Regions from separate parts of the Homo sapiens genome. Here region 2 is linked to region 1. The links are chromatin contacts, found by Hi-C or POLR2A ChIA-PET in ENCODE. All regions are on one chromosome and are shown on one strand. Each heading gives the region's core, a stretch centred on a gene start or an enhancer-like site at or near the end of the contact. The rest is flanking DNA. Distances are from core to core; before and after follow the strand shown. Region 1 holds the start of FAF2 (Fas associated factor family member 2). Region 2 holds the start of GRK6 (G protein-coupled receptor kinase 6).

Region 1 (3,880 bases), core at 1,308-3,807:
GAAAGATGCATTTCCCTCAATAAATCCAATTTCATAAGGCAATCTTAATACAGCTCGAACCTGCTACCCACCTCTCTTCTAATAAAGATCTCCACAGTTTTGGCCGGGCGCGGCGGCTCACGCCTGTAATCCCAGCCGAGGAGGGCGGATCACGAGGTCAAGAAATCGAGACCATCCTGGCCAACATCGTGAAACCCCGTCTCTACTAAAAATACAAAAAATTCGCTGGATGTGGTGGCGCGTGCCTGTAGTCCCAGCTACTCGAGAGGCTGAGGCAGGAGAATCGCTTGAAACTGGAAGGCGGAGGTTGCAGTGAGCCGAGATCGCGCCACTGCACTCCAGCCTGGGCAACAAGAGCGAAACTCCGTCTCAAAAAAAAAAAAAAGATCTCCACAGAAGATAAAATGGAGGTTCCTATGCACTTTACTTCAGAAATGCTATCATAGATTTATATTCATGCTCTTCCAGTATGAGACTAAATATACCATAATTTATAACTCACATTACTTCATTGCACTTAAACCACATGTTAGCTTACCCCTGAAGAGTTCTAAGGGGTAAAATGGTCTGCCAAAGTTAAACAACACTCTGAAATTGGTGGTCTACCTGGAAGTGTAAGCTGGTTGTCTGTTTAACTCATTCTCTAATAATAATTTGCTGGGTCATCAATTCAATTTCTCTACCAAAAATTCCAATCAAATGTCAATTACATCTATGACAGCATTTTTCCATTTATACACTTCCAACACACTGCTCAATTTAAGAGGGGAAAAAATAACCACTTCAAAATTTATTATAGTGAAGTCTATTCAAGGAAATTGCAAAAAAGTGAGAACTCGCCAAAAAAATATTTATTTTCTCAGCATTTGCATTCCACACTCAACTGTACACTGAAATATAAGTTGCACAAGACAGAAGTCAGAAGCCTGGGAAGGGTTCTGGAAGATGGACATAGCTTTAAATCTGACACCATCATTTTCTAGCTGTGTAACCTAAGCATTTTATTTCTTAGTCCTGATACCCTTCATCTGTAAATCAGGGACTAGAACAGTATGAACCTCATAGGGTTGCTGTATTAAATGAGGTTATGTATGCTAAGTGTTTACAAAGTACTTACATCTGAAATAGTAAGTGGGATTCTACCTAGCAGCGCTGCGCACTAAGGTTCTTCATATAGTTGAATAAATGAATATTTACACATTTTATATAAGGAAATAAGTGTATCAATAACTTTAGGTCTATCCTAAGTCAAATTAATAGCAGAAAATACTATTTGGGGGCATTTTGCAGTCTACAAGGCCCTTCTAACATCCATATGTCCATTTGATCTCCCGAACATCCTCAGGAGGTAGATTTTTTTTTTTTTGAGACGGAGTTTCACTCTTGTTGCCCAGGCTGGAGTGCAGTGGCACGATCTCGGCTCACTGCAACCTCCGCCTCCCGGGTTCAAGCGAGTCTCCTGCCTTAGCCTCCCGAGTAGCTGGGACCACAGGCGTGCACCACCACGCCCGGCTAATATTTGTATTTTTAGTAGAGACGGGGTTTCACCATATTGGCCAGAGTGGTCTCGAACTCCTGACCTCGTGATTCGCTGGCCTTGGCCTCCCAAAGTGCTGGGATTACAGGCGTGAGCCACCGCTCCTGGCCTGGGGGTAGACATTTTTAAGACAGTCCTTTCAGAGATAAGGAAACTGGTAACAAAGTGCCAAGGTTACCCACCCTAGTGGTATCCTCCAACCATTCTCCAGCTCAGGGGTAAGTGATCAGTGGCAAATGTTCTTAATACAACATCTTGTATTAACATAACATTTCTGCAAGTTACCACCCTCCTCAAGCATAGTTAAGCACAGGAATCCAGGAATAAGCCAAAAGTAATAAATCCCGACAGACCACTGATGACACTTATCATCTTGCATTGTTTCCTCACTTGGTGTCCTCCCACACCTCTAGGGCGGGGACCAGATCTGTGTGTAGGTGCCCCCTCCCCGACCGGAACCCCCAACACGAAACCTGGTATCCAAGAGGCCCCAGTTTGTGGGAGTGTATGTGGAAATGGCATGGGATGCTGGCAGGAGGTTTTCCTGTCAGAGACCCGAAATGACGCCAACTCCGCGGTGGGGACTAAGCTTCTCCGGCAGATATAGACTCGTTGGGCGGAGAGGGTCCGACCGATAACCGGGCTGGGAAGGATGGCTGAGGACTGACGCCGCTAAGGCAAACCAGGGAAGCTGACACGCTGAGGGCACAGAGGCACAGACGAGGCGGGTCTGCCCGCAGCGATGGCTGGAAGGCTAGGGTCCAACAGAGGCTTGGGGGCCGGGGGAATCAGGGCAGTTGGAGTCTGGGGGGGAGGGGGCCGGCCTGCTGGTCTGAGAAGGATCTGAACCCAATCTGAGGAGGGTTCTGAACTCCTCTAGGGGCCTACTCCCCATCCCACGGAGGCATCTGCTGCACCGAGTACTCGCTGCTACCTGAAACTGCAGCAGCTTCTCTGTCTGCTCCTGGGTTAGATCCCGCTCCTCAGGCGCCGCCATTTTGCCGCCGCCTCTACGCTCCTGACCCGTCCGCACCGTCACCCGCCGGAACTGACCTCAGCCACAACCACATCCGGTCTGAACGGCCGCCGGCGCGCAACTGCGTCTGCGCGCGCTGGCCCACTAACCTCCCCCCGCCCCCCGCCACCTCTGGCCGCCGCCAGAGGGCGCCACGCTCGGGCCTATCCCGAACACTTCCGGAAATTGCCGAGGGACTGTCGGTACAAGTCGCTCTTACCATTTAGGCGACGAAAGGATCTGCTAAGATTAGGCGACGAAAGGAGACCTAAGATTCCAGTGCAGTCTTGCAGAGCCGAGAGGGCCCGAATGTGCCTCGAGAAGCTCCGGAGCATCCCGAATGGCATTCGGCTGATTTCGGCTGCTCTCTAACCATTTTCCGGCAACCTCAGATACTCTTGGAGGTTTCTCGGGAGACGCAGCCGTTCCGAAATACCAGCCTTTTGGTCGCTGGCCCCTGACCTAAAGTTTCCAAAAGCTCCTGACCATCTCTCGGGAGGTTCCGAAGGGCTCTGGATACTGGCGCGGCATTTCCGACGCCGCCTTCGAAGCGGAAGCTGTGGGCAGACTTCGGCCACCGTTCCATTGCCGCTTCGGGGTCACTTGCAGGAAGATCTGGACTCGGCTCCCCGGATCCTCGACCATTCATGGCGCCCCCAGTCGTCCGCACAGCTTGCCGTCCACCGCCGTGACTGCGGCGCTGGAACCCCGGCCCGGCATCTGCTTTTCCGTGCCTGGAGCCTTGTCTCTCCGCACTAGCGCTGCACTGGCCCCTTGTCTCTGTGACAGGCGAAGAAAGATCCCTGGACCGGGATTAGGAGACGCGGGTTCTAGTTGCCACCTTGCCAACTGCTGGACATCCTTGGGCAAACCACTTGGGCTCCATTTTGCCATTTGTTGAATGAGATTCCCCAAAAGCCCCTGACGTGCTGCCGCCGCCCCTTCTCCTCGAGGCAGTCCCCTGCCCTTCCCTTCTGCTGCTTACACTACCCTATCACCACCCCTCAATCTCTATCTTCCTCTGCACGTCCCTTGCCCCTTCTAGTCCGCCACCTCTCTTTAGATTTCCCGTTTTCATTTCCACCTCTCCCGCCGAACGCCTCCTCTGCCCACCTTCCAGAGAGGCCTGGGTCTGGTACACGCTTTTCCACTGACCACCTGTGTGATTCTCAGCAAGGCTCTCGGCCGCCTGCGCCCCACCCTCGTCCCCTTGCAGGGTTGATCCGGTGAGACAGAAAAGGCTTTGAGAGCTGGTTCTGTGAAGAGTACATGAAATTTTGGCTACTTCTTTCAGGACTTATCAGGTCTTACCAGGTCTGCACAAACCA
Region 2 (3,901 bases), core at 526-3,025, 980 kb before region 1:
CTCAAAAAAAAGCCATGCAGGTGGGAGGGGCAGAGCCAGGTTGTCGTAAGGGTTCTCTAGTGGAGGTACCAGTCCCCAGTCTGGCCATACCACCCTGTGCCTTGCCCATGGCCTGACAAAGCTTGTCCAAAGGTACCCACACTCTCCGGCCAGGCAGTGCCATCAGCAGGCCTGAGGCCTTAACTGGCTACAGCCCTAGGGAAGAAGGCCTGTTTCGGCCCTCCCCACCCCTCCTCCCTGGCTGGTTGGATGACGAGGCAGAACAGAATCGGCAGATGCCCCCAGAGGCTGGGAGGAAGGCCTAGCCCATGGGCTCGATAAGGGACAGGGGATAAGACAGGCTCCCCAGGCAATGAGGACCCAGCCTGCCATGCCATTTCTGGGCTGCACCTCGCCAGAGCACTTGGTGGGCACGGGGTGCCAGGTGTAGCACCCAGCTGAAAGTTCCTCTGGGCTTCCTATAGACTGTGCCGGTCATCCTGTGTCTTAGGCCCGAGTCAATCACAATCTTGCTGTGTGACTGATGCTAATCCCTGGTTTGAGCCTCAGCTTCCCACATGTAAAATATGGTAGAAAGGTGAAGCAGATGACTTTTTAAGCCTGGAAGCCCAGCAAAGGGTGGAAAAACTGTCACAATCTCCCTCCTTGCCCTGGAGTTCCAAAAAGATGGGTCTTGTTTACTGCTGCTTCCCCAGCACCCTGGAAAAGGTGGGGCAGAGTGGGTGGTCAGTGATCATGTTACTGAGGTGGAGTGTGGCAGGTGGGGGCAGACTGACCACAAGGCAGTGAGGACCCGATCTGGTCCTTCTGTGTCTCCCAGGACCTGCACAGAGCAAGTGCCTGATAACATCTGGGGTGGGAGCCACGAGGAGCTACACACACACTCGGTCCACCAGACTGGTTTCCCCAGCCAGACCTCTGAGCTTACAATACTGACAGAGCAGCATGCTCTGCTCCCACTTCTTTCTGTGTCCGCTAGCCCCACTAGACCATGGGCTCCCTGAGGGCAAATATCCATTCACCTCTGCCCTCAGTGTCCTGAGGCACGGAGCAAGTGGCAGTCCTATAAGTAGCATTTGTGGCCAGGAGTTTCCCCAAGTCAGGTGGGCTGTGCTACGCAGAGGGTCCGTTTATTCATTCTCCAGCTTTACCTATCGCCAACTTTGCGCGGGATTAGGCTAGGGTGCTGGGGTCTGGGCCCCTGGCACGTGGGGCATCTTTACACCTCTCCCCTGGAGGAGGCTTGCCTCTCAGACAGGCTCTCCTGGGGCTCCGGTCCCACCCTTCCCTCTTCGTCTCACCTTCTTTCACTCCTTCACCCCCACCCGCCGCGAGGGCGGCGGCCTGACCCCCGCCCCTTCCTGGGCCCCGAATCCCGGGGGCAGGTGCGGAGGAGGAAGACGACGGGCCGGAAAGGCTCGTGTCTGGGCGGGGTGTAAGGCGCAGGGCCCGCGGGCCTAGGGGATCCGACGGCTGGGTAGCCCTGCGGAGCTCAGACGCAGCGCACTCGCGCTCCACGCACCCGGGCCCGGCCGCCCACCCGGCCGCCTCACCTTCCCGGGCCTTGAGTAGCACCGTGTTCGCTACGATGTTCTCGAGCTCCATGGGCTGTGGCGCCGCCTGGCCCGCCGGGCCGCGCCGCCGGCCGGGATCGCGCGCGAGTGCCGAGGCCGGATGGCGATCGGCGCGGCTCGGCGCGGCTCGGCTCGGCTCGCAGTGACCGCGCCGCGGCCTCCCCGGCCTCCCCGGCCGCCGCAGCCAGCCGCGCACTCTCCGCCCCCTCCCGGGGGCCACCCCGGCGCTGGCCCGCCCTGCCCCGCCCTCTGTTTACCTCATTTGACCAATCACCGGGCAGAAGCTCCCCGCGCCGTCTTCCCATTAGTCTTCCTCTTCATTTTTTCCCCCGCCCCCCCAGCTGGGGACTCGCTCAAAGAAGTACGGGGGCGGGACCAATCACGTCACCTCTTCCTGGTTGGTCTGAGGGCGGGGTTCAGCCCCTAGGTTCGAATTTCTAGGCTTTCGTAGGATACCAAACTGCCAATTAGGGCCGAGCCCTCAGCCGGGACAATGGAGGTGGGTACTCTGGGGCACGCCCAGGAGGCCGAATATGTGATTGGGTGAAGAAGACGTCCGTCATCTCAAGTACTGCATTTTGATTGGGTCGTCGCCTGAAGGTGTGGCCCGGCGGCCTTTGGCTCGCAGACGGCTTTTCTAGGGTTTTGTCGGGGACGCGCTCCGTATCCTGGGCCTCCTGCGGGCTGGCAGCGAGTTTGTTTGGTCCACTTGTGTGGCCGTATTCCCTTGGGTCGGCCCCAATCAGGAGGGCGCACATCGAAAGAGGGAGAGACAGGGAGGAGGCTGCGGCCTCGCAGCCGTTCCCCGACCTCTTGCCCGGTCGCCGCAGGCGCCCCGCCCAGCCCCCGCAGCCGGATGTTGTGATTTCTCTCCACCCACTCGGCCTCGCCTTCCCTCGGCCTCTGCCGCCTTATAAGGCAGCGCTACCACCCCTAGACCTCGGGATGAGTTCACACCCATTATACAGGTGGGGAGCTGAGGCGCCGGACGTCAAGTGGCTGGCTCCAGCCCGAAGACTACGGAGAAAACAAGGCTGAAATCTTACAGCTAATCAACACCTTGTAGCTTAACACCCCGCTTCCTCCACCCCCTACTTCACGCAGCAGGAAACAGGCTTGCCCAAACTCCGCGAGTAAGGCAGAGCCGGATCCATCTAGGCTTCTCTAGTTCCTATGCATTCATTCATCCGAAAATACAGAGCAACACCTCTGTGCCAGGCACCAAGCCAGGTGCTGGAGAACACAGTGATGGCAGCAAGATAGCCAGGCTCCCTGCTTACTTGCTAGAAGTGGAGGGAGCAAGTGAGGGCAGGGTGAGATAAAGGTAATTATTCTGTAAATAAACAAATAGATGGTTTCAGAGAGTGACAACTGCTCTTCGGACGTTAAGAGAGTGTGTGACACTCTCAGGGTGTGACATTTGAGCGGATCCAGTAGAAGCAACAGCAAACGCAGAGGCTCTAAGCCAGACTAAGTGGTGTGTTCAGGGAATAGGAGAAGGCGTCCGCAGCTTCTGGGCCCAGTGGTCTGAGATGAGACAGAAGGAGCAAAGGCACTAGCTAGGTCATGGAGGACTGTGAACACGTCCAGGAGGCTGAAGTGTTTTTGCTAAGTGAAATGTGAAACATTTGAAAGAATGATTTATATTTTAAAAATATCACTCTGGTGGATTCCTAGGGGGCCAAGAGTGGAAGCAGAGCAGTCAGGAGTTTACAGAATTCCAGTAAAGAGATGGTGGTGGCCTGGACCTACAAGGTGGCAATAGAGACGGAGAAAAGTGGATGGATCTAGGATCTAGGGAGTTAAGTACCTTAAAAGAGGGAAACCCTCCTGGCTAATGCGGTGAAACCCCGTCTCTACTAAAAATACAAAAAATTAGCCGGGCATGGTGGCGGGCACCTGTAGTCCCAGCTACTTGGGAGGCTGAGGCAGGAGAATGGTGTGAACCTGGGAGGTGGAGCTTGCAGTGGGCCGAGATCGTGCCAATACACTCCAGCCTGGGCAACAGAGTGAGACTCCGTCTCAAAAAAAAAAAAAAAAAAGGGAAACCCAGGGCCCAGTGGAACATAGGGCAGGTACCTCACTTAGTGAAGGCTGTTGTGTCCAAGTGAAATCTGAAGATTCAGTGAAAATGTGCAGGTTACTGGAGTAGGGAGGGAAAGAGCCTTCTGGACAGAGGGGTATCACATGTTCGAAGTTCCGTAGAGGAAGTCAGGAAGGGCTCCTGCGTTCAGCACCTAAGCATCCAGCTGGGGTTTAAAGGTACACAGTGGTACACAATGGGGTCGACATGGGGGCAAGAAATGAGGCTGAAGTCTCAGGAGGGG

Evidence for each region. A loop is a pair of places that touch in the nucleus more often than their neighbours do. ChIA-PET counts read pairs that join two places held with the same protein, here RNA polymerase II (POLR2A). Pooled maps may share reads with other maps.
Region 2: a pooled map shows a loop between it and region 1 (9-fold over the local background). The contact joins the promoter of GRK6 here to the promoter of FAF2 in region 1. A Hi-C loop is called at or near these places in 6 of 50 pooled maps. POLR2A ChIA-PET finds 5 or more read pairs at or near these places in 2 of 52 experiments (Caco-2 and HEK293).

What each region holds. Positions count from the first base shown.
Region 1 is chr5:176,447,062-176,450,941 of GRCh38, reverse strand. FAF2 (Fas associated factor family member 2) reads right to left here and starts at 2,557. Exons shown (of 11, transcript NM_014613.3): 1 at 2,472-2,557. The coding sequence starts at 2,534. RefSeq lists enhancers at 2,477-2,536, 2,847-2,906, 2,987-3,176 and a silencer at 2,617-2,666.
Region 2 is chr5:177,424,550-177,428,450 of GRCh38, reverse strand. It overlaps GRK6 (G protein-coupled receptor kinase 6), which reads right to left and starts at 1,775. Exons shown (of 16, transcript NM_001004106.3): 1 at 1,554-1,775. The coding sequence starts at 1,605. RefSeq lists a silencer at 1,202-1,851 and enhancers at 1,562-2,101, 2,522-2,691.